4 separate regions of the Homo sapiens genome follow, and all the other regions are linked to region 1. Evidence: chromatin loops called from intact Hi-C (ENCODE). Cell type or tissue: PC-9. All regions are shown on one strand. Links, peaks and the distances in the headings refer to the core of each region. The heading gives the core; the rest is flanking DNA. Region 1 has its middle 20 kb from the start of NEBL-AS1. Region 2 has its middle 95 kb from the start of NEBL-AS1. Region 3 has its middle 91 kb from the start of NEBL-AS1. Region 4 has its middle 76 kb from the start of NEBL-AS1.

Evidence for each region. A loop is a pair of places that touch in the nucleus more often than their neighbours do. Peaks named below come from ENCODE experiments on the same cell type or tissue, not always from the same donor. Only the 100,000 strongest peaks of a DNase experiment are listed, where the experiment ranks them.
Region 2: a loop joins it to region 1, with 7 times the contacts of the local background. A loop is called at or near these places in 4 of 110 quality-filtered maps.
Region 3: it touches region 1 in a loop (10-fold over the local background); 5 of 110 quality-filtered maps call a loop at or near these places.
Region 4: it touches region 1 in a loop (3-fold over the local background); 5 of 110 quality-filtered maps call a loop at or near these places.

Annotation. Positions count from the first base shown.
Region 1 is chr10:21,190,029-21,198,139 of GRCh38, reverse strand. It overlaps a transcript of NEBL not described here. Among named protein-coding and RNA genes, the nearest start is that of NEBL-AS1, 20 kb to the right of the region's middle. In PC-9, for the core only: no CTCF peak of the experiment used is centred there; DNase peaks (open chromatin) are centred at 2,589 and 3,399; H3K4me3 peaks cover 1,074 bases; H3K27ac peaks cover 2,495 bases.
Region 2 is chr10:21,265,044-21,273,154 of GRCh38, reverse strand. It overlaps a transcript of NEBL not described here. Among named protein-coding and RNA genes, the nearest start is that of NEBL-AS1, 95 kb to the right of the region's middle. In PC-9, for the core only: a CTCF peak has its summit at 2,978 (motif pointing right); a DNase peak (open chromatin) is centred at 3,014.
Region 3 is chr10:21,079,184-21,087,294 of GRCh38, reverse strand. It overlaps a transcript of NEBL not described here. Among named protein-coding and RNA genes, the nearest start is that of NEBL-AS1, 91 kb to the left of the region's middle. RefSeq lists a silencer at 2,580-2,733. In PC-9, for the core only: no CTCF peak of the experiment used is centred there; a DNase peak (open chromatin) is centred at 3,244; H3K27ac peaks cover 1,554 bases.
Region 4 is chr10:21,094,123-21,102,233 of GRCh38, reverse strand. It overlaps a transcript of NEBL not described here. Among named protein-coding and RNA genes, the nearest start is that of NEBL-AS1, 76 kb to the left of the region's middle. RefSeq lists an enhancer at 4,340-4,634. In PC-9, for the core only: no CTCF peak of the experiment used is centred there; a DNase peak (open chromatin) is centred at 4,563; H3K27ac peaks cover 3,161 bases.

The DNA.
Region 1 (8,111 bases), core at 1,296-6,295:
GTGAAGGCTGTGATCACTGTAAGGTATGATGCTACAGACGTTACATGACCAACAGGTTTGTTTTCTTGCTGTGTAATTTACCAACACACCGAGACAGCAGGGTTTGCAGCAGAGACAGAGTTTCATGATTGCAGGGTGGCTGAGGGAAGAGATAGGAGGAGACCCTCAAATCCATCTCCTGGAGGAGTTGGGCTGGGTTTCTTAAGGGAATCATGGAGGGTGAGGGGCTGGAGGAATGGAATTATTGATTGGTCAGGGTAAGGAAGATGAAATCATCAGGACATGGAAACTGCGTTTTTTGGTGAGTTAGCTTCTCATGGGGTCTCAAAGACCAGCCGACATCAGTAGTTTCACTGGTATGTAGGACCTGGAAGAATATCTCAAAGGGAAAACTTAACATTCTGTAATGCTCAAGTTGCCATCTATGGAGCTGTAAAGGGAAACCATAATCTAGGGTCTATGTGTTTCTAGGAGAATGGTCCCCAAAGAGTTATGAGGAAGGAGGCCAGAGAGAAGGCTGACCTTGTGATCAATGCTGAGTGTGCTGTAAGCCTGACTTATTTTCATTTTTGTTTCTCCCCTTCCCCACTTCTTCCCTGATTAAATTTTATACAGCTTCTAGGGATGGTTTCACAGGGGGACAAAGCTGTAATCCTTTTTCTCTTTATCTCACTCCAGCCCCCTTCTCTATTTGAGTCACAATATACAAACATGGATCAATGTTTAATTGCTGCTTTCAAAATTTGGGAATTAATGCAACTTTATACTCCATTCTCTGAGAAGAAAAACTTCTAGACATATTGTGGAACAGCAGTTCTCAACCCTGGCTGTCCATCAAGATTACCTGTGGAGCTTTTAAATATACAAATGCCAGCTACAGCTTCAGAATTCCTGGCAGCAGGGCCCTGGGCATCTGTATGTTTAAACAACCTCATAGGGATTCTGATGCACAGCCAGGGCTCAGTGCCATGGCTAGAGAAAATCACTGGATAAAATTCACTAGAAGAGAAGTAACCATTTTTTTCACAAGTGGAAGAGCAAAATTAAATATGCCACGATTTGTCTGAGGAATCTGTGCCAATGTATCTTCATCATGCTTTTAGTTTGTAACTATGAGATCCATCACAACTGCTAACTGGGAATGTGAGAAAACGAAATAACATCCGAGAAAAAAAATTCGCACTTCATGAAAAATGCTGTCATGCATTTCCTTCGCAGCAAAGCTTGGACATGTATTAGAGGAAAGATAGCATTATACAGAAAAAGTTTAGAGCAAAATCTTGAGCTTTTAAAAGAATGCTTAATGATATTGACATAGACTGGGTCAAAGTGATACCAATGAGTGGTTAAAACTATTTTTTTGTCAAATGAATTGTTCAGAAGAGTTCTGGTACTGCATACAAGCTGAGTAGTGTCCTTGAAGCCAGTCAAGTGGAGAGATTCAGAAATAAAGAGCTGTCTCCAGTATCAATAGTGCCAAAATAAAGCTAGTGACAACTGGGCATGGTGGCTCATGCCTGTAATCCCAGCACTTTGGGAGACTGAGGCGGGCGGATCACTGGAGGTCAGGAGTTCGAGACCAGCCTGGCCAACATTGTGAAACCCCGTCCCTATTAAAAATACAAAAATTAGCCGGGTTTAGTGATGGGCGCCTGTAATCCCAGGTACTTGGGAGGCTGAGGCAGGAGAATCTCTTGAACCCGGAAGGCAGAGGTTGCAGTGATCCAAGATTGTGCCATTGTACTCCACCCTGGGCAACAAGAGCAAGACTCTGTCTCAAAATAAATAGATAAATAAATAAATAAATAAATAAATAAATAAATAAAAATAAAAATATAGGCCCGGCGTGGTGGCTCACGCCTATAATCCCAGCACTTTGGGAGGCTAAGGCAGGCAGATCACGAGGTCAGGAGTTCGAGACCAGCCTGACCAACATGGTGAAACCCTGTCTCTACTAAAAATACAAAAATTAGCCAGGCATGGTGGTGCGTGCCTGTAATCCCAGCTACTCAGGAGGCTGAGGCAGGAGAATCACTTGAACCCGGGAGTCAGAGGTTGCAGTGAGCTGAGATTGTGCCACTGCACTCCAGCCTGGGCAACAGAGTGAGACTCCATCTGAAAAATAAATAAATAAACAAATGTATAAGTAAAATAAAATAAAAGCCAGTGACACAAACAAACAAAACTCTTTGGAGGGTTTTGTGTTGGTATAATCAATTGCTTTAATTTTGGTTGTGGGAATATACAGCCCTTATGAAATGAATAAAAAATATTTACAGAGTGCTTGTAATTAATATCAAATAGCACCAATATTTCTGTTGGATTGTAGTATATTTTGGTAACTTTGAATTTACTGAGAGCTAATTTACTATCCCTAGAGTATAAAATATACATGTGATTATTTTAAACTTGACTAGTTCACATGTATATTTTAAATTACTTGCATGTATACTTTAAACTCTAAGGAGAGAGAGGGAGGGAGGTATGTGGTTACATGGTATAAAAACAGTGAAGATGAGTTTGTTTTTCAACTCTTGGAATGACAGTTATGCAACTAAATGGCTGACATCCAGTATTTAGCCAGTCATTGAAAGCACCTGTCTCATGTTTTGAGCCGGTCTGGCAGGTTCATGGATGGAATATATTCAGTGGGAATAAAAGTCCTTCCTGGTGACAGATAGTCAATTTAATTACTAGAATATACTGTACATCTGGATATGTTGTGATGTTTAGGCTGAACATCACCCTGACAACTTGAAGATTTATGTTTTTAGAAAACACCCTAAGTAGGGTTAATTTTATGGCTGTCACTCAAGTTGAGCTAGGTGTATTTCCTCCTTTATTATCATTTGCTGTTTCTTCCTTGTGGTTTAGTCTTGTTGAGTGATGTCTCTCCAAAAATTTGAAGATCTTCCTTTCATAAGGATGACTGTATCTACTGACATTTCTAGGGTGACTGCTTGGATTGATTTGACAGTCATCTAGATAGGAGAAAGGAGGGTTGACAGGGCTAGGAAATTATCTAATTTTATTAGTTAATAATTTGTGAAATTCTAAAATGTACTTAGAAGTGGGAGTCGTTTCAATGACTCCCGTGCACTTCTCTCCTGTGTCCCATTCGTGTTCAAGTTCTCTCTATCCAGTCTGGCTTTGATCACCTCTTGAATCTGTCCCCACTACAGGTGCCTTATACAAACAGTACCCATTTTTCCCTTGATCTACATCATTAGCTTCCTTTCTGATTTCCCTGAAGTGAGTCATGTCAGATTACATCTGACTACATAGCTCTGTGTATTAGTATTTTTTTGCGGCAGGGGGTGGGGGTCAGGGCGGCGGGGCGAGGGGTAGCAAATGATTGAAAACTTGAACCAAAGTAGCTTATGCAAAACTGAAAGGAATTTGTTGGCTGATGTAATTGGATTGTGCAGGACAGATCTGGGGAGAGGCTCTGTGTGGCCTCAAAGTACGGGTATAGGACTTCCCTTTCTCTATTCTTGGCTCCACTCCCAGGACAGCTGCTGGCCCATATAGTGGCTTTGTGAGACTTAGAAAAAGGTGCCCTTCCCTTAAGTAAACAACATTTAAGTGAGTACACTGTATTTCTCATAATAACAAAGATTACAAAATAATTCTTTAAAGGTGATCAGTTATTGAACTTGAGGTCATAAAAATTAGTAATTAGTTCCAAATGAACAGTTAGATAGTCAAAGTCTCTATGATTTAATGATTTGTTGTTAAACAGTTACGTGGCTTGCTTTTGGTATCAATGCTTACTTCAATAACTTTTTTTCTATTAAAAAAAGAGTTGCTAGACTTGACAGTATTTATTGTAACTTTGTAGAATCTAAATATTTTAAAATACACTTAAGGCTGGGGGCAGTGGCTCACACTTATAATCCCAGTACTTTGGGAAGCTGAGGGGGAAGTATCACTTGGGGCCAGAAGTTCGAGACCAGCCTTGGTAAAATATTGAAATCCCATCTCTATTAAAAAAAAAATTAGCCAGGCATGGTGGTGCATGCCTATAGTCTCAGCTACTCAGGAGTCTGAGGAGGGAGGATCACTTGAGCCCAGGAGTTCGAGACTGCAGTAAGCTATGATCACGGTACTGTACTCTAGCTTGGGCAACAGAGCAAGACCTTGTCTCAAAAAATAATAAATAAATTTTAAAAATACATTTTAGTTTTGGGAAGCTACATTCTTCAATGGGAGAAATATCATGATAGTATTTTATCTTTGAATTTGCAACATTTAAAAATAATATGCATGTGAAAAGATGCTGGATTTCAACAGCAGATAATTCTTGTGCTGAAGAAATCTCCACAACAACAAATAAACATGGCTACACTGTAAGTGACAGTCCATTACGGGCTTCCTTACAAGACTGTATAAAGAATCAAGGGCACAATGCAAGGAAAATATATGGTACTGTGCTTGAGTAAGCCCTCAATCAATATCAGCTATAATTATTATCAATTATTACTCAAAATGAGGTTGTGGAATTCATACCTTTTTCTCCCTTTGTCCTTCTGTTGCTCAGTGGTTGCTCTAGAATTTCTATAGAGGAGGGCTTTGGACAAGCAATCTGGTTGGAAGGAGCTCTGTAGGACTTGGCTTGAAATAGTGTTTGTACAGCTAGTGTAGCCCTTAAAACTTGGATTGTATCATCCAAGCGTGGGTGATGAAGGGATAGATAATGGTGATTTCAGTGGGGATGGGTTTTGAAGCTTCCCCAACTCATCACTCCTGCACCCCTGCTGGTTTCCGACCATTTCAGGCTTTTGGCTCTGGCTCTCAAATTTCTTTGCAGCCACCAATAATCAACTTTCTGTCCAGTTCCAGCTACTAGCTGTGTGAGCTCAGATCTCTGGCTTCCTTGAATCTCTTGGCTGCTGTAGCTTCCAGGTCTCCAGGTGCTCACCCACGTCTTCCCCCATATTTCTACCTTCTCTCTCCCATTCTTCCTCCCTGTCAGCCTTCCACTCCACCCCATCCCTGTGATTGGGTTGCTACATCCTGGGAGCATTGGGAGCTTGTTCAGTGCATTTGAACACGCTCTTCCCTCTGTCTGCAGTGCTCTGTTCCCTCCTGACTGCCCAGCAAACTTCTTATCGCTGAACATTCAACATCGAGTCAGTCCTGGAGATTTTCCACCTCTGGAATAAAGTGTGCCTTCGGAGTCAGTCTTTCTAGGGACTCTCATCACGTCATTGGTATTCAAGGTGTTTGTATATTTTTTTATGTTTCATTGTTTTTAGACTGTGAGCATCTTGAAGTCAGAAATTGTGTCCTCTTTTTTTTTTTTTTGAGGCCTGTCACCCAGGCTGGAGTGCAAGGCATGATCTTGGCTTACTGTGACCTCTGCCTCCTGGGTTCAAGCAATTCTCCTGCCTCAGCCCCCCTCGTAGCTGGGATTACAGGCACGCACCACCATGCCCAGCTAATTTTTGTATTTTTAGTAGAGATGGGGTTTCACCATATTGGCCAGGCTGGTCTCGAACTCCTGAACTCAAGTGATCCACCCGCCTTGGCCTCCCAAATTGCTGGGATTACAGGTGTGAGCCACAACGCCTGGCCAGAAATTGTACCCTCTTATTTTATTCCTGATGTTTATCACAATGACTGGCATTTAAAAAAAAATGTCTATTGGCCGGGCGCGGTGGCTCACACCTGTAATCCCAGCATTTTGGGAGGCCAAGGCAGGCAGATCATGAGGTCAGGAGATTGAGACCATCCTGGCTAACAAGGTGAAACCCCATCTCTACTAAAATTATAAAAAAATTAGCCAGGCGTGGTGGTGGGTGCCTGTAGTCCCAGCTACTCAGGAGGCTGAGGCAGGAGAATGGTGTGAACCCAGGAGGCAGAACTTGCAGTAAGCCGAGATCGTGCCACTGCACCCCAGCCTGGGTGACAGAGAGAGACTCCATCTCAAAAAAAAAAAGAAAAAAAAAGTCTATCAAATTAGGAGAGGGAATGAGTGAATGAATGAATGAAGTGTCTAGAAATTGCATTGCCTAGAAGAGTTTATCTACTAAGAAGCAGATTTTTTGAGAACCTGGGAATGATGGATTACCCATAAGATACCCTCTACTGAGTAGGTCATTAAAGAAACAAAAACCTTGGGACCCCTTTGAGAAGAGCAATCAATAACCCTTTAATACTCCTGCTAAGCCTGTAAAAGAGATATTCTAAAAACTTTGTTTTACAGATATTTGACTGTCATTCTTTCATGCCTCCCACTGTCTCTAGGTCTCCTGCATCATTTCTAGTTTTAGAAGTTGGGGAAGCTTTTGATCATCAAATGCTTTGTGGGAAAGCATGTCATATTTACAAAGGGAGGGGCTGGGAAAATGATTCTGAAATTGATGAGATTTGGTTTTTGATAAGAGTGACTCACCATATAGAATGCCTTCAGCTAAAAGCAACAATATTGTTATAATGTACCTATTGTTAAAGCCTTTGGGCGTGTGGTCAAATAATTACATAATGGAATCACAGAAGCCAGTAGCAAATGCTGGTTTCACTCTTTCCTTCTGAATAGGCCTAGCAAAGTAACAACAAACTCAGGTGTTGTCCTGGCAATACGATAGGACATTCCAAAGATAAGAACTTCCATTGATAGGAAAAATTTTGACTCTGACTTCCTAACCTGGTATCCATGTACTATAAAGAAGGCTCAGCTCATCCTAATATCGAACGGTGGGTGAGAATTCAACTCCAAAGCCAGATGGTCTGGATGAAAATCCAGATTCTTGCCTTACTAGTTATGTGATCTTGGGCAAGTTACTTATACACTGTGTGCCTCATTTTCCTCATCTATAAAATGGGGTTATCATAATACTAGTAGGGTTATTGTGAGGCATAGTCAATGCATGTGGAGTGCTTAGATTACTGCTGGCATATCATAAGCTCCTAGGAGTGTTCATTAAAACTATATCAGATTTAAGAGTACTTGGGGGTGAGATCCCAGGTGGGAAATTGGCAAATTGAGTAAGAACACCTGTGGATGCTCCTAAGCCCAACACAGAACATATTGTATATGAAACTGTATCCCTTTATTCTAAGTAGTTTAAGGTTCCTCCATCAATAAAAAATACTTCAGGCATTATTAATTATAAATGGGGGAACACTTCTAAAGGAACAAATGAACAGAAAGCAATGCCTAGTTCCTTTCTGGAAATGTTCTATTCTTGGTCCTCAGAGAGAGGAGGAAGATGAATTATAAGAAGGTAATTTGGAAGCCCTCAGATATTACTTACCTCAAACAATAAAATACAGTTGGTTAATAAAAAGGACAAATCTATTACATAGCTTTATGTACTTGCTGGTTAAATTAGCATTTTGTTTTATTCTACAAGCATAATAATCATTTTTCTGTGTTCTACAAGGACATTTCAATATCAGGAAGAGTTTGGATCTCTAGATCTTGTATTCTTAATAAATCTATTCTTAATGATCCTTTAAATGTTTGGTATAAGCAGATTATAACACCCAAGTTGCATTAAGAGATTAATTGCATTGTATAATTCACTTCTAATAATCAACAAGTAGAGCATCTACTTTAAATTATCCTTGGACGATTCTGCCTTCCAAGTTCTTATTAACTACTCAGAGATGTACCAGATCCAGGATGGTTTTTTGGTTGTTTTTTAATTAGAGACAGAGTCTCGCTCTGTCGCACAGGCTGGAGTGCAGTGGTTCAATCATAGCTCAATGTAGCCTCTACCTCCCAGGCTCAAGCAATTCTCCTGCTTCAGTCTCCTGAGTAGCTGGGACTAAGGCATGCACCACCATGCCTGGATAATTAAACATTTTTTTTTTTTGTAGGCACAGGGTCTTGTTATATTGCCCAGGCTGGTCTCAAACTCCTGTCCTGAAGTGATCCTCCCACCTTGGCTTCTCAAAGCATTGGGATTACAGACGTAAGCCACTAGGCCTGGCCTAATCCAGGATCTTGTGTTGTCTTTTCAGTCAATTAATAACCACATATTGAGTGCCTATAATATGTCAAGTTTTGTGCTCGGGTAGCAAGATGAATTATCCATGATATCCTAGCACTTGAAGAATTTATAATTTATTAGGGGAGACCGATTCCTTCTTGCCCTGAAGCA
Region 2 (8,111 bases), core at 1,008-6,007, 75 kb before region 1:
AACCTCCTCCGAGGGCCCACAAGCTCCCAACCCTGTGGCTGTCCAATTTCATCATGTGGAACCTCCAATCAAGTAGATGACTCCAGTTGTCTTTGGTGAGCAGCTGCCAAGTCACATTTCCTCTTTCCTGTACCTAGATTTTTGTTTGTTTGTTTTGGTTGGGGCGGGGTGGCAGAGTAAGAAGGAGCCTTGTCTATTCTGTACATCCAAGAAGAGAGATGGCCAGCATGATCCTGGCTTCAAGGGACAATTTATCTTGCCATTTTATGGCACAATGACCATGATGGACATAATATCAATAAAGCAAAAAATGCACGCTCAACTGTCCAGGGAGGAGGAAGATAAAGGACAGTAAGAGCAACTAATAATGATTCACAGTTGACACTCCTCTTTCACTCCAATGATCTCATTGATTTTTTAAGATAATGCTGCAAGAGAGCTATTAATATACTCAATTTACAGATGCAAAAAGCAACTTGTAGATATTGCTCAAATGCCACACAGCTATCAAACGGAGGATCTGGAGCAAGAACCCCTGGTGTTTTGTTATTTATGTATTTATTTATTTGACATGGTCTTGCTCTGCTGCCCAGGCTGGAGTGCAGTGGTGTGATCATAGCTCACTGTAACCTCAAACTTCTGGCCTCAGTTGATCCTCTTACCTCAGCCTCGTGAGTAGCTGAGACTACAGATGTGCACCATCATGCCTGGCTAATTCAAAAATTTTTGGTTTTGTATAGACAGGATCTTGCTATTTTGCCCAGGCTGGTATTAAACTTCTGGCCTCAAGCGATCCTCCATCTTGGCCTCCCAAAGTGCTGAGATTAAAGGTGTGAGCCACTACAGCAGGTGTATTTGTTTATTTTTGACACGTAAAAATTTTTTATATTTGCCGGGTGCGGTGGCTTACGCCTGTAATTCCAGCACTTTGGGAGGCCGAGGTGGGTGGATAACGAGGTCAGGAGATCGAGACCATCCTGGCTAACATGGTGAAACCCCGTCTCTACTAAAAAAAAAAAAAAAAAAAAAAAAAAAATTAACCAAGTGTGGTGGCGGGTGCCTGTAGACCCAGCTACTCAGGAGGCTGAAGAATGGTGTGAACCTGGGAGGCGGAACTTGCAGTGAGCTGAGATTACACCACTGCACTCCAGCCTGGGTGACAGAGTGAGACTCCATCTCAAAAAAAAAATTGTTTCTATTTAAGATGTACAATGTGATGTTTTGATATATGTATATGCACTATGAAGTGATTACCACAATTAACATATCCATCACTTCATATAGTTACTATTCTTTTGTGTGTGGTGGGAACATTTAAGATCTATTCTCGGCAGGGCGCAGTGGCTCACGCCTGTAATCCTAGCACTTTGGGAGGCTGACGCGGGTGGATCACTTGAGGCGAGGAGCTCAAGACCAGCCTGGCTATCATGGTGAAACCCCGTCTCTACTAAAAATACAAAAATCAGCCAGGCGTGGTGGCGGGTGCCCATTGTCCCAGCTGCTCAGGAGGTTGAGGCAGGAGAATCGCTTGAACCTGGGAGGTGGAGGTTGCAGTGAGCCGAGATCGTAATATTGCATTCCAGCCTGGATGACAAAGTGGAACTCCATCTAGAAAAAAAAAAAAAAAAGATCTGTTTACTATTCTCTTAGTAGTTTCAAGTATACAAACATTATTATCGACTATAGCTACCACGTTGTACATGAAACCCGGAATATGTTAATCTTGTAACTAAAATTTTGTAACCTTTCACCAACATCTTTATTTCGTCTGCCCTCCAGCCGCTAGCAACCACCTCTCTACTCTCTACTTCCAGGAGTTCAACTTCTTGAGAACCTGTTTAGGAGTCGAAGTTTTAGAGTTTGTTTAGAAGTTTACGTGAGATCATGCAGTATTTGTCTCTCTGTGTCTAGCTTATTTCACTTAGCATAACATCCTCTAGGTTCATTCATGTTGTTGCAAATGGCAGGATTTCCTTATTTTTTAAGGCTGTATAATATTCCATTGTATATATGCCACATTTTCTTGATCTAGTCATTGGTCTATGGACTTCTATGTTGTTTCCATATCTTGGTTATTGTGAATAATGCTTCAGTGAACACAAGAGTGGAGATATAAATTCCTTTGGATATATACCTAGAAGTGAGATTGCTGGATGATATGGTAATTCTATTTTCAGTCTTTTGAGGAACTGACATACTGTTTTCCATAATGGCTGTACCAATTTACAGTCTCACCAACAGAGATGAGGAGATCCCTGGGATTTTGTCCCCAAATTCTGTACACTTGCAGTTGCACATTCTGTTCTCTTTAATGTACATATCCATACGTTGTGTGAATTATTCGGTCCTGGACAAGTCGTTATTGAGAACCCACTAAGATAGTAGGAAGTATGAGGTATAAAAAAGAGTTGAACGACTTGTCCTCAAGGAGTTCATGACCTGCTGGGGTGAGATAAGATCTATATACCAAACAATTTAAAAATTATGGGCTGGGCGCGGTGGCTCACACCTGTAATCCCAACACTTCGGGAGGCCAAGGTGGGCAGACCACTTGAGGTCAGGATTTCGAGACCAGCCTGGCCAACATGGTGAAACCCCATCTCTACTAAAAATGCAAAAAATTAGCTGAGTGTGGTGGCGCACACCTGTAATCCCAGCTACATGGGAGGCTGAGGCAGGAGAATCACTTGAACTCAGGAGGTGGAAGTTGCAGTGAGCCAAGATCACATCATTGCACTGCAGCCTGGGTGACAGAGTGAGACTCTGTCTCAAAAAAAAAAAAAAAATATGGAAAATAGTCTCAGACTCTATCAGATTATAAGAGTTTTATGACAGTCTAGGAGGGCTATACCAATTTGGAGATGTGCAGCTTAATTGAAGATGCTTAATAGAAGAAACTTCTGTGGTTTACGATAATTTCTGAGTAATTTAGCACAATTAAGAAATTAATATTTCTCACAGAGGGATGACAGAAACTGTAGGGGAGTTGCAGTATCATTTATGTCCACCAGATGATGCCACCATTCAGTGGAATTCCAGAGTTTTGCTTTGGGGATACAAGTACAGTTGTGGTTAAATTCAAGATGATGTCTAGAAAGATATTTTAACCTGTTTCAGACATAAATAATTTTCTTACTGCAATTTTACATGGAGTTCATGCACAGAAGCAATAGAGAATTTGAAAACAAACAAAGAACTCCTCAAATTTCTTTCAGGTTAATTCCGTACATTGACCCATTTTCCTAGCTGGGTCTTAACCACTTTTTTGTATTTGCTCTAAGTCAAGTGACAATGAGATTAATAGAAGGTGGCAGAGAGCTGTGCCTGGAGACCCAGTCTGGTAGGGAAGACCACCACCTTAGAGGTAAACTTCTTCCTCTATTAGGCATTTACTCTCACTATATATGCAAATATATTCCCTACAGCAAATCTCCATAAACAACAGATTCAGCCCAGTGGAAAAGCCAGTATGGACAGCCTGATGCAATTATATTCAGCATTAATGAACTGTGGGCTTCATCCTAATGTGTTGATATTTAGTAATCTTTGATAATGAAAGAGGGTGTAGCCTTTGAAGTCAAAGTGTCTGATGCTGCTGCATAGTTCTAACCACGAACGTTCATTATTTTGTTTGACAAATTGGCCTGCTTTGGAATATTAAACACTCAGTCTTTAGAGTGCGAAGAAGATAAAAGCAACTCTGTTTGTTGTGCTCATCGAGACTATTTCCCAAGAAGCCCAAAGCTCTTATAAGGTTTTATCTGGGAGATCCCATCTCTACGAATCTGCCTTCATCTCTCTGGAGGTGGCTGTGACAGGCATGTTCATTTGCACTCTCATTTAGGGGGAGGAGGGCCCAATTTCTTTGGCCCAGGCTGCCTCGGCCAGCCCTTGGAGTTCAGCATCTGCTGTTGTTGTACACAACCAACCCCTCTTAGAGGACTCAGAAGGCCCCTGGGTACCAGAGGGCCAAGACACTTAGGAATGCCCTCATGGAAAGCCACAATGGGAGAAGATGGGACAAGTGTCTTCCATTGCTCTGTTGTGCCCAGCAGGAAATGGGGATCCCCACAGTGCTTCTTTGGCATTCTTGTGAGACACTCTGCTCTGGCGGTGGTCAAACCACAATGGAGATGCGATGATCAGTCAATAATGATTATGATTAAAGTACCTAAGCTAAGATCCCTTAGGTACTTATGCTCTAGGGATTATACACACTGCTCTGGATGTTTTATTTTAACTCATACGATCACCTTATGAGTTGTATGCCAATTGTAATCCACCCTATCTTCTTGTTTCCAAAGTCTCTTAAATTTTTTTAAATTTTTTTGGCCAGGTGCAGTGGCTCATGCCTGTAATCCCAGCACTTTGGGAGGCCGAGGCGGGTGGATCACTTGAGGTCAGAAGTTCGAGACCAGCCTGGCCAACATGGTGAAACTCTGTCTCTATTGAAAAATACAGAATTTAACCAGACATGGTGGCACGTGTCTGTAATCTCAGCTACTTGGGAGGCTGAGGCAGGAGAATTGCATGAACCTGGGAGGCAGAGGTTGCAGTGAGCCGAGATCACACCACTGCACTCCAGCCTGGGTGACAGAGCAAGATACCATCTCCCAAAAAAAAAAAAAAATTAAATTAAAATTTTTATTTTTAATGTATTTTTTACTCTTTAGAGATAGAGCCTTGCTCTGTTGCCCAGGCTGGAGCACAGTGGCATGAACACAGCTCTCTGCAGCCTCAAACTCTTGGGCTCAGGCGATCCTCCTGCCTTAGCCTCCCAAGTAGCTGGGACTACAGGTGCATACCACCATGCCACTATGCTAGGCTAACTTTTTAAAATTATTTTTCGAAGAGACAGGGGTCTTGCTTTATTGTGCAGGCTGGTCTTGAACTCCTGTCCTCAACTGATCCTCCTGCCTCAGCCTCCCAAAGTGCTGGGATTACAGGCATAATCCCACGTCCAGCTTCAGTTGCCGCAGTCTTGATTTTGTAGTTTCCACTCTCTTTTGAGTGGTCACATGCAGTGAGAGGAGGTATTTCAAACACCAGGACTGACTCCTGGTTGGTCTAAGACCAAGGCAATCCTAGGAGTCTTGGTTTATGAATGAGCATGCAGTTGGGGCGCCACACATCGGTGTTCATGTTGCACACAGTCCGAAGGTACCACACCTAAGAGGGCATCATTCACATCATACACATACATTAACTGACAAGAGTGCTCAGGCATGAAGCTTCTGACCTTCTGGCTGAATTATAGAGCAGCTCTGTCCCATAGATCTTTCTGTGTTGATGAAAATGTTCTTTTGAATACAACAGACACTAGCCACATGTAGCTACTGAGCACTTGAAGTGTGGCCAGTACAACTGACGAACAAATGAATTTTTGATTTTATTTAATTTTAACTAATTTAATATTAAATTGAAATAGCATTATGTGGCTGATGGTTGCCATATTGGACCATGCAGTTTTAGATCATAAATCCCTCTCAGCATCTTCCATTGAGACCACACTGTCGGGAACATGTACACACACAATCACTCCCAAATTCAACCAGAGGGGTGTCTCCAAGGAGAAGTCTTGCGTGAGAAAGAGGATCCCATCTCCAGTTTGCATAAAGGCAAAGTGTAGGCCCACAGCAGCCCTGACTGTGATCCATGTCTCCACAACGAGGGTGGGAAGAAAGTGCTTCTGGGAAAAGTTTTTTTTCCCAACTATCCAAATAAGACACATCAGAACAGCAGCCTGGGCATGGTGGCTCATGCCTGTAATCCCAGCACTTTGGGAGGCCGAGGTGGGCAGATCACTTGAGGTCAGGAGTTTGAGACCAGCCTGGCCAACATGGCAAAACCCTGTCTTTACTGAAAAAACAAAAATTAGAGGCCAGGTGTGGTGGCTCATGCCTGTAATCCCAGCACTTTGGGAGGCCGAGGTGGGCGGATCACCTGAGGTCAGGAGTTTGAGACTGGCCTGGCCAATGTGGTGAAACCCCATCTTTATTAAAAATACAAAAAATTACCTGGGCATGGTGGCGAGCACCTGTAATCCCATCTACTCGGGAGGCTGAGGCAGGAGAATTGCTGGGACCTGGCAAGTGGAGGTTGCAGTGAGCCGAGATCGCGCCGTTGCACTCCAGTCTGAGTGACAGAGTGAGACTCCGTCTGAAAAAAACAAAAAACAAAAAAAACCCCAAATAAACAAAAAAAACAAAAATTATCCAGTCATGGTGGTGCACACCTGTAATCCCAGCTACTCTGGAGGCTGAGGCAGCAAATTGCTTGAACCCGGGAGGCAGAGGTTGCAGTAAGCTGAGATCATGCCACTGCACTCCAGCCTGAGTGACACAGTGAGACTCTGTCTCCAAAACAAGCCCCTCAAACTCCATCAATTGAAAACCAAGGCTGGGATTTTCTCCCTTGCTGAAATTGAGAGATGCTCACCTTAGTGCTTCCCCTGAGGATTCTGGGCTGTTTGAAAAGAGACACAGGCATCTGAAAAGAGTCCCCCCAGGGAGCACCGTGTGGATCCACGGGCAAACCAAGGCTTCTCAGGACATCCTCTTAAGATTCGACCCTGGGACTCAGGTGAGGGAAGAGCCTCATGCAGTGTGGGTGTGGGGAATTGGGGCCTGCCTTGAGCAGCATCTTCCATTGAGTATTCGCTAAGTCAGTGCTTGCAGCAATGTTTTAGAACGTTAACTACCGTGAGTAATGAGCTGTATGAGTGGTGGCTCATGCCTGTAATCCTAACACTTTGGGAGGCCAAGTTGGGTGGGTTGCTTGAGCTCAGGAGTTCGAGACTAGCCTGGGCAACATGGCGAAACTCTGTCTCTACCAAAAATACAAAAATTAGCCGGGCATGGTGGTGTGCACCTGTGGTCCCAGCTACTCGGGAGGCTAAGGTGGGAGAATCACCTGAGTCTGGGAGGCAGAGGTTGCAGTGAGCCTGAGATCACATCACTGCAGTCCAGCCTGGATGACAGAGTGAGACCCCATCTCAACAAAACAAAAACAAAAAGAAACTAGCAAAAAAGAAAAAAAAAATCAGCATACCTGGTGATCGATCAGATATGGGGGGCAGCAGGATCGAGGGGCTTTTCCACTGGTCTGCAGGGGCAGCCAGAGGTGCTGAAGAATTAATGCTCCTAGAAGCAATTTTTAACCAATGACGGATTAGAGTCTGTTGATAAATACTCCAACTTCTTCACCCTTGGTTGGGATAACTCCAAGGTGTGTTCTACACAAGGGCTCAGCAAACTAAATCCCAAGGACCAAATCCAGCCACCACCCATTTTGTAAAAAAGTGTTATTGGAACACAGCCATGATCATTTGTTTACATATGGTCTATGACTGTCTTCACATTCCAGTGGTAGAGTTGAGTAGTTGTGACAGAGACTGCCTGGCTTGGAAAGCCAAAAATATTTACTGTCTGGGCTTTTCAGAAAAGCGTACTGTTGCCTGTTTTATACAGTTTCCCAGGTTCCAGGTGGGACTGAGCTTCAGGTGCCCACAGTGGCCACTTTGATAACGCACTATTGGCTTTCTTCCCTTTCCTGTTTCACTTCTCCTCTCTTCTATTATAAACTATGTGCCCTTGAATTATTGCATCAAAACCTGCTTCTGAGGGAATTCAACCAATACAGTCACACAGCAATCAGAAATACTTAAGGCTTCTTAAATTCAAAGACTATTTTTTGGGGTATGATGGTGCTCACCATACGCAGTGAGATTAGTAGTGATAAAACCTGTGATGGGGTTTTGCAGCGTGAGAGTAAGAGGCTGCTGTGGTTTGAATGTTGGTGTCCCCCTCCCACTGCCCCAGGATTCCTGTGTTAGAACCTAATAACTGATGTGATAGTTTAAGAGGTGGGGCCTTTGGGAAGTGATTAGATCATGAGGGCTCCATCCTTATAAATGGGATTAGTGTTCTTATAAAAGAGGTGCGGTGGCTCACACCTGTAATCCCAGCACTTTGGGAGGCCCAGGTGGGTGGATCACCTGAGGTCAGGAGTTCAAGACCAGCCTGGCCAACATGGTAAAACCCCATCTCTACTAAAAACACAAAAATTAGTCGGGCACGGTGGCGCACACCTGTAATCCCAGCTACTCGGGA
Region 3 (8,111 bases), core at 1,037-6,036, 110 kb after region 1:
AACGAGATCATGAACTTGGTTTTCAGAAAAATTACTGACTCATTTATTTAGTGAGCAAATATTTATTGTTGACTAAAATAGACACTGCTAATCATTGGTGGGGGGTCTGGGGAGGAGACAGTAACTTTCCCTGTTCTCCAGGAGTTCACAGAGATAGAAAAATAAATAAATGTGACACTGTGTCATATGTTTTACTGGAAATGAATATACAGTTGGTGAGATGGAAGCTCAGAAGAGAGAGAGGCAAATTCTTGGTGAGGGAGGGTGGTAGGTTAAGAGACATCCCTTGGAAAACTAATGGTTCTGCTGAGTGTAGATGGGTAGTTGAGCAGACAACCAAATTGATTGGGATTGGTGTTGGGGTGCAGGGAGATCTTTCAGGCAGAGAACATTCCCTATGGGTGGCAGTCATAAGAGACATGACTGAACTCTTCAGCAAACTGGTATCTGTCTTTGTCATTGGTTTTTAGTTTCACTAGAAGTCTGATTTCCAGTAATTTATTTTTATTTTTATTTTTGAGTCAGGGTCTTGCTGTGTCACCTAGGCTGGAGTGCAGTGGCACGATCATGGCTCACTGCAACCTCCACCTCCCTGGCTTAACTCATCCACCCACCTTGGCTTCCAAGTAGCTGGGACTACAGGTGCACACCACCACACATGACTAATTTTTGTATTTTTAGTAAAGATAGGGTTTCACCATGTTGCTCTGGCTGGTCTCAAATTCCTGAGCTCAAGTGATCCTCCTGCCTTGGCCTCCCAAAGTGCTGGGATTACAGGTGTGAGCCACCATGCCCGACTAGACACTGATTTCTAATTTGCACCTTCAGAAATGAAATTCTCTATATCATTCATTGGCTGCAGTGTTTTTAAAGAATAACTTTTATGTTTGAGAGGAAACCTATAGGGAGCAGCTATAGCCATCTGGAAATAGCATCACCTTGTTTGAGTTATAGGGTCTTAGCACAATTGACAGAAAAATGAGAAATCTGTTATGTCATTGATTTCTCCTTACACAAATCGTGCAGTTTTGGATAAGCTAATATTTTTCTGGGATATTTCTAAACACTTCTAGAAAAGGGCTCTATTTCATGTGGGCCTAAATGATAACAACACGGAGTCGAACTCTTTAATTCCTATGGAAATTGTGAAAATGGGCAACAAACTGCATTGCCTAGTCTCTTTTGCTTGTTTTCTACATTAGTACACCAATACAACGCCAGATTCTCCTGGTTGAAAACACACATATTTATGGATTTTTTTTTCAAAGTACATCTTATCAAAGAAGTACTGTGAAGACAAGGAAAAGTACAGATACAGCCCATTTTAAGAAAATCCCAAATGAAAAAAATGCAGATTTCCATAAAAGCTCCTCCTGTATATCTAAACATTTTTAAATGTTTATTCATGATATCTGAGAGACTTGCCTGCCCTGCCGAGTGAGATGTAAATGAGAAGTGCATATTTTTGCCTCTTTTGTCCTGTTGCCATGAGGTCCTACATTTATATATATTTTCATAGTTGTGCATTTATATTAGAACAAAACTTTACTTTAACACATATACACTTCTTAATATTTATGTAGAAAATTGCTTTAATGTATTAATTAAATGAGCTTTTGTATATATGTTGTTTTATTTCTAATTTTAATTTTAATTTTTAGAGACAAGGTCTTACTCCGTCGCTGAGGCTGGAGTACAGTGGCATGATCATAGTTCACTGCAGCCTCTAACTCTTGGGCTCAAATGATCCTCCAGCCTCAGTCTCCCAAGTAGCTGGGACCATCGGTGTGCACCACTATGCTTGGCTAATTAAGTTTTTTTGTTTGTTTGTTGTTTGTAGAGACAGGTTCTCATTTTGTTGCCCAGACTGGTCTCGAACTCCTGGCTTCAAGCAGTCCTTCCGCCTCGGCTTCCCAAACTTCTGGGATTCCAGGCACGAGCCACCATACTTGGCCTACGTGCTGTTTTAAAACAAATTAACTGAAAATGCACAATTGGAAAAATTCCACATCTCTAAAACAATGAGAAGAAAGTAGCTATGACTTAGTAAAATCTCAGAAGGGCATTCTACTTTTGGAAGAAATATAAATGTTTCAAGATTAGCATGTGATGGAGCGTGAGAAATATAATGGGTCCTCACATGAAAATCAAGCGAGTTTAGAAGGCAATTCTTTCAAAATCGCTGGTAGGTTTGTCTTCCAAGTGGTATTGGTTGGTGGCTGGGAAGAAGCTATTCAGGCACAGTGAATGTGACAAGCCCAGTGACACTACCATAGGCTAGAGGAAATCAGATTGGCATAACCCTTTCACATTTTTCCGCACTAACCCACTGGTCTCTTTTCTAAAAAGCATTCATGTGCAACAGGGCTAGCCATGCGTAAACTCCCCACCAAGCTTCCTAATGAGTTGACCAAGAACCATGACCAGACCAGGTGGTAAAGTCATGTTGAGTCTTGGCAGCAACCGGGTTCTCTCTGTGCTAGTGCGTATGCCCCTGTGCTTTGGCTTGAATGTTGCTGGCAATGGAGCAGGAGGGAGAAGGCAAGGTTATTTCATTCATTCAGTATTTCTTAGACGTCCATCCTGAATTCTGTGAATTTCTAATTTCTGGTTGAACTCTTCTACTCTCTTTAGTTTTATTTCCCTCAAGAGACTTCATTGTTGCTGTTTTTTATTTTTATTTTTTTATTTTTTTTTTGGGACAGAGTCTTGCTCCGTCACCCAGGCTGCAGTGCAGTGGCACGATCTCGGCTCACTGCAACCTCTGCCTCCTGGGATCCTTCCTGGGTTCAAGTGATTCCCATGCCTCAGCCTCCCCAGTAGCTAGGATTACAGGCTGAGACTTAGTTTTAACATTGGCCTTTTATATTTGCTCTACCCATTCAATCTTGTTTATTGAGTATCTACTCAGTGATTGCAGCGAGAGAGAAACAAACTATAGACTCTTGCCCATAAAACTGTTACAGTGTAACTGAGGAGGCAAGCCATACAGACATAAAGCAATCTGTGAATGAGGCAACAATGTATGTATAGCTGCATTCAACACTCAACGCATAAACCACACACTGTGACCACTTGCGGTTAAATGAAGGGTGCAGAGAAATTTGAGAAAGTCTCAAAGCCACTCCCATCTCTCTGGACTGCAGAATTTAATACCCAATCTGGGACCACAGTGGCTGGTTTATCCAGCAGGTGATTAGGGCCTGAAAAACCAGCTTGTGCTACCCAAATACTTGGGAACTGTGCTGGAAATTCAGGTTATTTATACTAGGGTTTTTTTCCCAAGATGACAATTGTATTAGTCAGGACTCTCTGGGGACAAATGAGAGAAGCCCAGGCCATAGGCTCTTCAGTAAGAAAAGGTACGCTGCCTCTGGAAGGATGCCAGAGTATCTGTTCCAGTCATAGGCAGACCTGTAAGAGTGTAGCTTCTTCCTTCCCAACTTGCCTTTGCACATTTGCACATTTGTCACCTAGGCTGCAGTGCAGTGGCACAATCATGGCTCACTGCAACCTCCACCTCCTGGGCTCAAGTCATCCTCTTGCCTCAGCCTCCTAAGTAGCTGGGACTACAGCTGCACGCAACCACGCCTGGCTAATTTTTGTATTTTTAGTAGAGACGGGATTTTGCCATGTTGCCCAGGCTGTTCTCGAACTCCTGAGCTCAAGTGATCCTCCTGCCTTGGCCTCCTCTTTGCACACTGGCGTTATTCTCTCTCTTCCACCGAGGACTTCTCTGAGAGGAGCGGTATATAGTGGCTGATGATCTTAGCTAAGTGACTGCAGTGCAAAGAGAGAGTTTCCTTCTTCAAGCATTGCAAAAATATTTCAGAAAGAACTCAGACGGGCTCTTTTGGTTCTCAGTGTACCCCTTGAACAGATCATTGCTACAAGGAGGTGGGGTGCTGCTACTGGGGTGGAGGGACATGATGAGTGCCCAGAAGAAGGGACAAAAACTTCCTGGATAGTCAAATACAACAACTACACAGTTTCATTTTGAAAGTCCATTTGTGAAATCAATTTAAATCGACTATTGCTTACCCTGGGGTCATGCTATGCTGTCCAGCATTTTCCCTGATAGGCCTTCCTAACTTATTTGTGTTTCTATTCTCTAAAGAATCTTTAAGGCTTTTATACCAAAGGGGCTCTGATGGCATCTGGTAAGTGTAAATGTTTCTCCTCAGCACTGCGCTCCTGCTTAATGAAACAGTCACCAAAGAAAGGGTGCATTCAGGTCAAGTGCGCTGGCTTACGCCTGTAATCCCAGCACTTTGGAAGGCTGAGTTGGGTGGATCAACTGAGGTCAGGAGTTCGAGACCAGCCTGGCCAACAGGGTGAAACCCCGTCTCTAAAAAAATTCAAAAATTAGCCAGGTGTGGTGGCAGGCGCCTGTAATCCCAGCTATTTGGGAGGCTGAGGCAAGAGAATTGCTTGAACCTGAGAGCTGGAGGTTGCAGTGAGCCGAGAATATGCCACTGCATTCTAGCCTTGGTGACAGAGTGAGACTCTGTCTCAAAAAAAAAAAAAAAAAAATGCATCCCTCCTGCATATCCCATAATTTTCCCTTCTTAAATAAATGTATTTTCAAGTCCTTTGTGATAAGTACAGTACTTTTTCCATCCTTGTGATAGTTCACTGGTATAGGATCAAAATGGGCATCGGAATTAGGTGAGGAAATAGCCCATTGCTGAGTTGGACCATTTATTCCACTCTCTCTACACAGTCTTAATTTTTTTTTTTTTTTTTTTTTTTTTTTTTTAGTGGTGGTGGGGAACACTTCAAACTTACAAAAAATTTTCAGTACACTACAAAGAACATTTTTATTCCTGAAATCACTTGAAAGTAAGTTGCCAGAATGATGTTTCCTCATTGCCAAATATTTTAGTGTGTATTTCTCACAAACAAGGCATTCTCTTACATAACCACATTCTAACCATCCAAATCAGAACACTAATATTTATTTATCACTGTGATCTAATCCTCAGACCCCATTAAAGTTTTGCCACTTGCCCAAATAAATATTCTTTATTGCAAAAGGATCCAATCTAGAATGATGCCTTGTACTCAATCATCATGTTCCTTCAGTTTCCACTAACCTGCAAGAGTTCCTTCGTTGCTTGGTGACTTTCACGACTCTTTTGAAGCCCAGTTAAGTTCCTCAGTTTCGGTTTGGGTGATGTTTCTTCATGGTTATATTCAGGTTAGGCATGGTTGGCAGGGATTTCATGAAAGGGGTGCTATGTTCTTTTCATGGTATCCTATCAGGTGGCACCAAACCTGGTGATGTTCACTTTCATCATTTGATGAAGGTAATTGACATGATGTATCCTGGACCTCATCAAACTTTTAATTTGCTCATGTATTTTTATTTTTATTGGTATAGACTTCAATTTCATATTTTATTCAATGGGTTATAATCCATCACTATCATGATTTATTTCTATCCTTAAGTTGTTCCACACCTGGCCCATGGGAGCCCTTATGAGCAAGTTTCCAGGTCCTTATGACACAATTCCATCATTCTTTGGGTACATCCTTACTTTCTGGCACAGTAGAGATGTTCCAGACTTATCTTATATTTTTCCTCCCCCATCCCTGGAATCAATCACTTCTCCGAGGATGCTTGATTCCTTTTAGTGAAGAACAGTCTTTGGAAACCAACCGTCTAGGGACATTAAGTATGCTTGTTGCTATTGGAGTGTCATTGCTCCTGGACCTTCTCAGTGGACACAGCTAGGAAATGTATGTGTTTATATGTGTGTGTTAAATATCAATTTCTTTATCTATTATAGGTACTATTAAAAATGAGTTCCCACCAATATCTCCACCTTCAGTTTTCCCACTAGGAGCCATGATGAGAAACCTGGCTCCTGGTTTTTTCTATGTGTTTACTTATTTGATCAACCCTCCTGTGCATAACAAGCCTCACATCCCCATGGCTGACTGCCTTTCCCCTGCTTCCCATGAAAGCCTTTGTCATCCTGTGCCAGCTGCTGGAGCTCCCCACAACTCAAATGGTGGCCCCATTGATTTTAGGCCAGCTTAGAAAAACACAGTGGAAAATTTTTGCATCATTTGATTATCAAGTCATGATTGCAGTTTGTTGGGGTTGGAATGTGACTATTAAATAATACCAGATCAGCCAGGTGTGGTGGCTCATGCCTGTATTCCCAGCACTTTGGGAGGTCGAGGTGGGTGGATCACTTGAGGTCAGGAGTTCGAGACCAGCCTGGCCAACATGGTGAAATACTGTTTGTACTAAAAATACAAAAATTAGCTAGGCGTGGTGGTGCATGCCTGTAGACCCAGCTACTTGGGAGGCTGAGGCAGGAGAATGGCTTGAACCCAGGAGGCAGAGGTTAACAGTGAGCTGAGATTGTGCCATCACACTCCAGCCTGGGCGAGAGTGATACTCCATCTCAAAAAACAAAAAACAAACAAACAAAAAAACCAGATCACATTTTAAAAATGACACCTACCAGAATATCAATATCTGAATAAGCCAGAATTAGCACTGTTGGGAGGGTATATAATCATTCCATCAAAGTTGCATTTACTCAAACAGGTTGGACACCTCCTTCTAGATCTGTTTTTAGAACCACTTTCCAAGCCCAATCCAGAAACCCAGCCTTGCTTCTTTTCCATTGTAGTCCTAGTTAAAAGCAACCAGAGCTGCATAAATCTCTGTGGGAAAATTATTTTTATTACAATGATTTATGTATATGCTTATCTTCCCCTCTAGTCTGTGAGACCCTAAGATCCAAGGCTAACTTCATATTGTACAGCATCCAACAGAATAGTTGTTGAATTATTCAATGAATGAATCTTGTCTTTGATTCAATTTTCTCCAGCTTATATGCCAGAGTTAGTCCCAAATGACTCAGCTGTTCCCAAAAATGAAATTCGCCCTCAAAGTATGAATATTTACCACAATTGAGAAGAGTCAAAAATATATGTCTCATGCACGGAATGCAATATCAAAAGAGGAATTTTCACAGAGTTTTGAGCAGTCTCAAGATCACAGAATATGGATATCATATCCAAAGTATCTATTTAGAAAGTGATGACATGCTTTTGTTGTATCTATGTGTTGTGCTGTTAAGAAATCGCTTTCATTACTTTATGGTCAGCCATATTTTATATGCATTATAAATTATGTGCTTATTACAAAATCACAGCCACCAGAACCGTCTCTCTATGCTTTACAGTTCACCTGTGAAGATTTATGTTCTGAGTTAGCTGAGACATCATAGAATTCTCTTCTTACCAGGAAAGGATCATAATACATGCTGTTCAAAGCAATAGCGTAAGACTTATTGATATACAGTATCTATACTCCGCCCCTCTCTGAGGATTCTATATTGGTCATTGTTCAAGGCTTCTAGTGATTTTCTTTTATTATATGAAAAAGGAGAGTTCAATGTAGGACAGAGGTGGAGCTACCTTGGGTGGTGGGGCAGAGTACAAAGAACAAATAATGATCTTATATGTCTGTGCACGTCCTTCCTCCAAATGTTTCTATAACTGCGATCTTTTGAAAATTAACAGCCTTGGCCATCTCAAAGGAGGAAAAATAAATAAAGGAATATGCAGCTCAATCTGTGTGTTTACGGGGCAGATAGGTGAAGATGAGAACCATAGATCTTATTGAGAGGGAAGCTGCCCACTTTTGTCCTTCTATTTGGGTGAGAAGTTGTTGAGCCTCCCTATGTTTATACTGGGAGCCCTATTTTTATAAAGCCCTCTGAAGGCTGTGTGGTGTTGCCAACTTGGAGAAAAGGTTGAAGCTCCAGTCCTGGATCCACAAATTCTGTGTGCCCACTCTTGAGCAAGTTACTTAAGCCCTGTGAGCCTGAGTTTTCTCACTTCCAAAACAAGGTCCTCACACAGGTGTGCTGGGAGGTTTAGATGAAAGCACCTGCCAAATAAATCACAGAAATGAGAGCCTACCAAAGATTTGTGCTCCCTGCATTTTATCTTGTATTTTTTTAAAATCTCAAGATGGTGGTACTACTGCCTCTTCACCTCCTCATTTTCTTTCTTTTTCTGGTCTTGCCCTGTTATCCCCTCCACCAGGATGCACCCAGGACACTTTCCCAGATTTGCCATGT
Region 4 (8,111 bases), core at 1,524-6,523, 96 kb after region 1:
TCGAGACTAAGTTTAGATTGTGCATTGGGTAAGAATCCTAACTTCTGCCTTTGGTGAAACATTTAAGTAGCTTATTAACAGTTGTGGTAGAAGTCTGGACATTTAGAGCAGATGAGACCTTAGGAATGATGTTTGACATTGCAGAGAAGTAAAATGAATTGTTCAGGATAGTTACAGGTAGTTTAATTAAGCCCTTAACGGAATGCTACATTTTGTGACACACCTATGAGAATGTTATGGAAGACAGGCCTGCCCTGTCTACCTTTGTGGCTTCTACTCTGTCTTGGACAATGCTTTGTACACAGTGGTGCTCAGTAAATAGATGCTGGCTAGTCAAAGCGTGATGTTTCCTAAACTGAATTATAGATGAGAAGTGCTTCACTTTCTTGGTATAGTGGAAAGATGCATTCAGTAAGTGGTAGATCTTATTACAGTTTCCACTTATTGAGCTCATTTGGAGTTTCCTCTGGGCACAAAGTTGTTTTAGTGGCGTGCTTGACACTCCTTGGGTCTGGAAGAGCTTCTGAAGTGGAACATAAATTGTGGGGGTACATAGTATTTAAGATCTGAGTTTGGCTGCAAGTGACAGAGAAGCCAAACAACAGTGGCTTAAACAAGGTGGAAATGTACTTCTCTGTCACCTAAGTCCTAGCTAATGCAGGGGCTCTGCTCTGGGAAACCATTAGGGACCCAGGCTTGTTTTCTTTTTTCCCCACCGTCTCTAGGTCTTGCCTTTGTCCAGATGTTTCACAGTGGCTCTTATCATGTCCACTTTCCCTCTAACAAGAAGGGGTAGCAGAAGGAGGAGTGAAAACTACTACCAGAAATTTCTACCCATCACTTCTGCGTGGATTGTTTTAGCCAGAGCTGTTACTTGACCACATTGCCTGCACGTGATCTGGGCATGAAGTCTTACCTTGGAAGAACTGAGAATCGATACTGTGAGGCTGCCTAGCAGCCTTAGCCACAGGGAAGGATTTGAGTATCACAGAAGCTGTAGCCTTACAGATGATTAGAATTCATGGAAAATGATATCATAATGTCTCCCGATTGTTCACTTCTTGCCTCAATTCAGGAAGTGACACAGAGGGGAGACTTGAGTCATGTGGCTAGGAGACAGGCTCACCTTTCTACCCCATCCCTGGTCCATCCACTTCTGCTTCAGGCCTGTGAATGAAGGAAATAACCTCCCCTGTGTCTCTAAAGTTACATTCTGGTGAGTATTTCCTTCCAAAAAAAGCCACAAAATGTTCCCGTGAAAGGTCGATGTGTGGGAATGGAAACTTCGATTAAAACAAACAAAGAAACAAAAACTGTTACAAGAGCCATCTGAGACCAATCACAGGAAATTTGTTATCATCATCTAATGGATAATAGTTTAGTCATTGCTGAGTACTTCACTTTTACAATTTTGTGAAGCAGCTGATTTTCATTTCCACTTTTTCACAGGGAAGAAACGGAGTCATGGAAGGATATAGAATGAAGTAGCTCTGTTCAACAAGGAAATCTGTAGCAAAACCAATCCTGGAAACCCAAACTAGGGGTTTGATATCCATCTCTTTGCCCATCAGGTCATATTTCTTTTGGAGAAAATTAGAAATGATCTAAAGAAAAAGGAAGAAAATTGAAGAACTTTCCTCCCCAAGCCCTGTATTAACAGAATCTACATTTTTCTGTTGATTGCACAGAGGTCAGCCCCCCAGGGTTCACGGGAAACTGGACGGCCTCATCCTCAGAGCCATGCTTTGCACTCTTTATCTTTTACACAGGGTGCAAAAGTGTTGCTTAGCAACATCGATTCTTCCAGCTCTAACAACTGCGGCAGCCCGCACAGCTGACAATGGAGCAGAGTTTGCGAGTGAGCTCCTCATTTTTCAGCTTCTTCACTGTGGCGAGAGGGAATAAAGAAAGAAAAGGCAAGTGGGATGAAAGAAACACAGTCAACAGCACAGCGTGGAAAAGGACCGGCTGATGGTGGGGAATGGTCGGGTACCACACATCCCACACACGCTTAGTAAATGCTCGCCAAGAGAATTAAAAGGGGGTGATCACAGCAGCAGAGGTTAATTAGGGAAACTAAAGAGTCAATAGAATGTGATGGCCGGGCAGTCTGGAAATGGAAGTTTTTGACTGAGTGGGTGTCTAAGCACATTCATCCCCTCCCTGTTTTGGGGTTTTGTTTCTTTTTAGGCCAGGTTATTGGGCGTGTTTTTAAGGGAAATAGAAAGGATTGAGGAGGACTTCTTGTTTTTATTTTATTTTATTTTTTTGCAACTCTGTTATTGGCAAACCTAAATAGGGGTTCAACAGTTTCTTATTGAGTTATAAGTGTTTACAAAGATGTTCAGAACAGCCTGCTTTCAAAACTTCAGTGACTGTAATATCTTGGGCTGGCTTCTTTGGCCTTGTTCAACAGAGGAGTGTGCAACAGTGAACACTTGCAACTGATCTGCAACATTCAAGGTGATTTTAATGTTGGAAATACCCTCATTTCCTGGCTCACAGTCTTTCTCCCTCCTTCCATCCTTTCATGGAGATAAAATGGAAGAACATGTGCTGGCCACTCATATGAGATATTTCAAATCTGAGAGATTACAATCTTTCATATCAAATGCAGTTACGGCCCTTTGTAGAGCAGTTTTCTGAAGTGAATCAGATGAGTTTTTCAGAGCTAAAGGAAGTCAAGATGAAATAAATAAAAGCAGAGAGGAAATTGAAAGGGGTGGTGGTTGGGGGAACATATGTTTTCAGATGATATTTTAAAATAGATGGAGAGCTGATGAGACAGAGATACTGAAAACCGACTCCAGATGGCAGGAATAGCAATGGCAAGCTGGTGTGAAGGGACAGAACACAGGCTGGCACCAGACAGGGGAGGACGCGAAAGGAGAGGAGGGAAGCAAGCTGAGCAAAGCAGCCATGTCGGTGGGTGGGCTACTCAGTGTGTGAGGTTATAGAAGAAGAAATGGGAATCATTGAATTCATACCCGTCACTTTTAGTTTAATAATTTACTCAGTAGGTTCATGTCATTTTAAAAAATGATATGTCTATGAAAAAGGTATATATGCTTCACTCTGTTTTGATTTTATTTTTATTTTTAGAGACAGGGTCTTTCTCTGTTACCCAGGCTGGAGTGCAGTGGCACGATCATGGCTCACTGAAGCCGTGAGCTCCTGGGCTCATGCCATCCTACCGCCTTAGCCTTCCGAGTAGATAGGACCGCAGGTGTGTGCCACCATGTCCAGCTATTTTTTTTTTGGTGGGTGTGGTTTCTTGCTGTGATGCCCAGGCTGGTCTCGAACTCCTGGGCTCAAGTGATGTTTCTGGTTCCACCTTACAAATTGTTGGGATTATGAGATTACAGGTGTGAGCCGCCATGCCTGGCTAGATTTATCTCACTTTGATTTCTTTGCTAAACCTGTGGCTACAGGCAAAACAACTGTTCAAGTGAGAGGCCATGGGGGAAAGCTGGCCAGAGGAGGACTTCCTTAATTTTTTTTGTTTTCTATATACATTCAGCTTATGATGATACATATGTATATAGGAGTGTATTTATGCGCTCCTGTAACAATCTTGTAGGACACCAAATGAACTGAGTTTATCTTCATGGATTGATTGGGAAGGGAGGAATTTTTAAGAGAGGGAATTGAGAAACAAGAAATTATTCCAGGTCTAGCAGTAAGATGTCCAGAATGGCTTCTCATTACTAAGGGAGGTAGAACAAGTCACCCCTATTTCTGTGTGAAAAGATGCAGTTTTATTTGCATAATAATTATTAAATACCATTGGGTTTCCTGAGTCTGCATTTGGTACCATATTTCAATTCAATGAGCATTTATTGATGACCTGCTGTGTGATAGGAAGAGTTGTAGGGCTGCAAAGAGGAAAGAGTCATAGTTTGATCTTTGTCTTTTGTGTGGATGCGTGAAAATGTCTCCTTTCATTTCTGCACTCTCTGTGTGACAGTGTGTGTGAATGTGTACAAGTGTGTGTACGTATGTGTGCACGTGTGAGTGAGAATGTGTGTGTATGTGAATGAGTGTGTGTGTGTGTTGCTATCCTCCTACATGAAAGGGCCCTGCAGCTTTAGCCCTATTGCTGTTATAAATTCATATCCACTCACATTTTTGCCTCTTTTCAGTAGACCCATTGTTACTGATTTCATCCTTTTGCAACATTTAGATAATTGTTGTTATCAGCACTTAGCTACCAGGGTTACAGAAAACATCAAGATTCAAAAGGAGATTATTACGAATGTTCATTTCACGTAGGGTCACAAATTACAGCAGTAACACTTGTCTAGACCATTAAACAAGGAAAAAAATTGGTATACAGAAGGTGACTGCCCTTGTGCTACTAGAGTCTTTCTCATGGAGCTGTGACTATTACATCCATAAAAAAGTCCAATGTCTTCATTTATTGGGCGGTTCCTGTCGTGTTTCAGGGGAATGACAATCATTTCAGTTGTGGTGATTGAAGTCGTTGCTTTGGGTAGCTTGCATTCCAGTTTCATCAGAAATTGACCGAGACTTATCTTTTCTGTTTACACTTCTCTTGGACTTCTTTCATTTGTTCTTGTAGCTTGCCATGGAAACCTGTTTGTAAATCTTTTGTGGGTAATGATGTAACCAGAATAGTACAGGCAGAGCCCAGGGCCTGGCAATATACAAAATGACTCATTTAAGCCATGCTGAAATGGAGGTCAGCCTATTGCTATAGAAAACAGAAAGGACACACCATTGTATTGAGCTCATTTTATTTATGTATTTTTTTGGGGACAGAGTCTCACTCTGTTGCCCAGCCTGGAGTGCAATGGTGTGATCTCGGCTCACTGCAACCTCCACCTCCCGGGTTCAAGTGATTCTCCTGCCTCAGCCTCCTGAGTTGCTGAGATTACAGGCGCCCGCCACCATACCTGGCTAATTTTTGTATTTTTAGTACAGACAGGGTTTCACAATGTTGGTCAGGCTGGTCTCGAACCCCTGACCTTGTGATCTGCCCCACCCCCCCCCCGGACCTCCCAAAGTGCTGGGATTACAGGCGTGAGCCACCGCACCTGGCCGGATATTGAGCTCATTTTATTTGCAAAGAGGCAATGAATAATTATTATAAATTTTATTTGGAAACAATAAAGTATTAGGAGAGTGGAGGTGAAAATTTCCAAAGTAGTGGTATCTGGGAAGGTAAAACTCCTACAAGTGTATTTAAATAAAATATAAGCCAGGAAATATTACCTTTTTTTTTTAAGGATGCCTTGGAGATTTTTGATTGAGCCTTTTTGTAATAGAGAAGGGTAGAGGAATTTGTGGGGAGCTCAGATGAAATAGCTGGGTCTAGAGTGATGCAAAAAGGAGAGATAAGTTAATGAAAGAAAGACCAATGTGATGAAACTAGCCAAAATCTATGTTAAAAAGATATACACTCAGGCCGGGCCTGATGGCTCATACCTGTAATCCTGTCGCAGCTGAGGGAGGAGGATTGCTTGAGACCAGGAGTATGAGACTAGCTTGGGCAACATAGTGAGACTTCACCTCTATAAAAAATTGTAAAAATTAGCCAGACATGGTGGTGAGCATCTGTGGTCCCAGCTACTGGGAAAACTGAGGCAGGAGGGTTGCATGAGCCCAGGAGCTTGAGGCTTTAGTGAACTATGATCAGGTCACTGCTCTCCAGCATGGGTGACAGACTGAGACCCTGTCTCAAAACACACACACACACACACACACACACACACACACACACACTCAAAACCAAGTTGCTCTAAAGCCCGTGTAAACATTCTGTTTTTTTTCTTTAAATAAACTCTTTAATAAAAGGGCTTTTAAACAACTTCTTCAGGCTAATCTAAGATACTAGCCTCAACAGTATTTTTGAGAAGCGAGTTTTATATGCAAATTGTATTATGGTTTATATTCCATGTATATCCAACAAGGGGAATTAGCTGACTGAGGATGAGAATAGGGAAAGGCAGGGAATCAAAGGACAGTGGGAAGAGAGAGGGAAGGACGAGGATCCTAGAACTCAGTGGTATTGAAGTCCACAGTAGTGTTTGTTTCTTTCCATGTATGCTTTTTCCACTCCAAGTCACAATATTAACAACAGGATTATTTTGACATATTACATTTCTCTTTAGGGGAAAATAAATGGACATGCTTATGGGATCTATTTAATCCTATTTAAAGCCTAAAGCACAGCATCACTATTGTGTGTAATGTTACATTTCGAATGTTAGAGCCAGAGGATAATCTGGTCTAACTTTTTCATTTTACTGACTAGGAAGCTGCAACCTACCAAGGTTAAATGACTTATCCAGTCTAGTTAGGGGATTTGTAGAGCTCAGAACCCAGGTTTTCTTACATTCTAGTTCCGTCATCTTTTGAACAGTACTAAGAGGACTCATGGATGAGGGAGGCATGAGAGAGATAACCCCAAGTCTTCCTTGTCATTTTCTCAAAAAGCTGAAGGGAATATATTACATCTCATTGCATCAAGATGAAGCTAACCAGTGACTAGGAGACAGATGCCACTGAGATGTCCCTTTCTCTCTGAGCACCAAGTGCCCCAAATTCAGATTTAAGATGAATTGATTTCAAAAACCTTCAAGATTTAATAGAAAATTGCCATTCTTGTTTGGACTCTACTTACATTAAAATCACATCCTAAATAATCCGATTAGCTTCAAAATCCTTAAGCTTAACAGTTTAAATAGCAGTTTAGTGATTTGGTTTTAAAAGGTACAGTTATGCTAATAGCACCGTTTAACACCCTTAACTCAGCATTTCCCAAAAGTTTAGTGATTTAGAATTTTAAAATTCTACATCGAAGGGAATCTGTAGTTGGTCCTGGCCATCTTTCCTTGTCAACGGTCATCACTCTGACCATGTTCGTCTTATCTTTTATCTGCTTTTCTTAGGCTAGAATTTCCCTGGTTCCATCACTACCTGGGCCAAATGTCTTTACCTTTTACCACTCCCTAGATAACTCCCTGTTGGATGGAACTTTTGTGAGGGTCAGCTTTCAGGGCAGGGGTTCTGAAATCTTAGTGGACTTATGAACAGTCTAGAGAGCTGATTCATGGGCCCCACCTCTAGATTCTGATATGGTTGGTTGGTCTGAGATGAGGCCTTGGAATGTGAATTGGAAACAAACCTTTCTATCTAAGTGAGTTCTCAATGGGATGCAGGTGGTTCCCAGATCATAATGCTTAGTGGTGTCAGATTTTGAATACACTACTATGGATATAGGCACACCTACACTTTGGATCCCTTCACCTAATTATAGGGAGCGTTTTCTGTGTTCTGTCTGTTGGCCCAAGGATTTTCTTCACCATCACCTGGGAAACTATGACGAGAGGGTTCTAGTCTCTCCTACGATACTGCCATTCTTCCAATTGCTGAATCTGGTTCGGTGAAATTAATTTTACAATGTGAGACTTAGAAGCAAAGAGGTGACCTTGCTTTGTCATCTGATGTTAACAGGAGTCTGTAATATTCATGCCACCACCCAAGAGTCCCATTTACAAAGGAGCAGACTTCTGGTCTTCTTTAGCCTTTTTTGTTTCTTCCAACAAAAATCCAGGCTGGAGTGGATTAGGGCAATCTCAGCTCACTGAAACCTCTGCCTCCCAGGCTCAAGTGATTCCCTTGCTTCAGCCTCCGAGTAGCTGGGATTACAGGCACTCCACCACCACATCTGGCTAATTTTTTTTTTTTTTTTTTTTTTTTTTTTTTTTTGAGACGGAGTCTCGCTGTCTCCCAGGCTGGAGTGCAGTGGCACAATCTCGGCTCACTGCAAGCTCCGCCTCTGTGGTTCACGCCATTCTCCTGCCTCAGCCTCCCAAGTAGCTGGGACTACAGGCGCCTGCCACTGCACCCGGCTAATTTTTTATATTTTTAGTAGAGACGGGGTTTCACCGTATTAGCCAGGATGGTCTCGATCTCCTGACCTCGTGATCCGCCCACCTCGGCCTCCCAAAGTGCTGGGATTACAGGCGTGAGCCACCGTCTCCGGCCTACACCTGGCTAATTTTTATATTTCTAGTAGAGATGGGGTTTTGCCATGTTGGCCAGGCTGGTCTTGAACTCCTGACCTCAAGTGATCCTCCCACTTC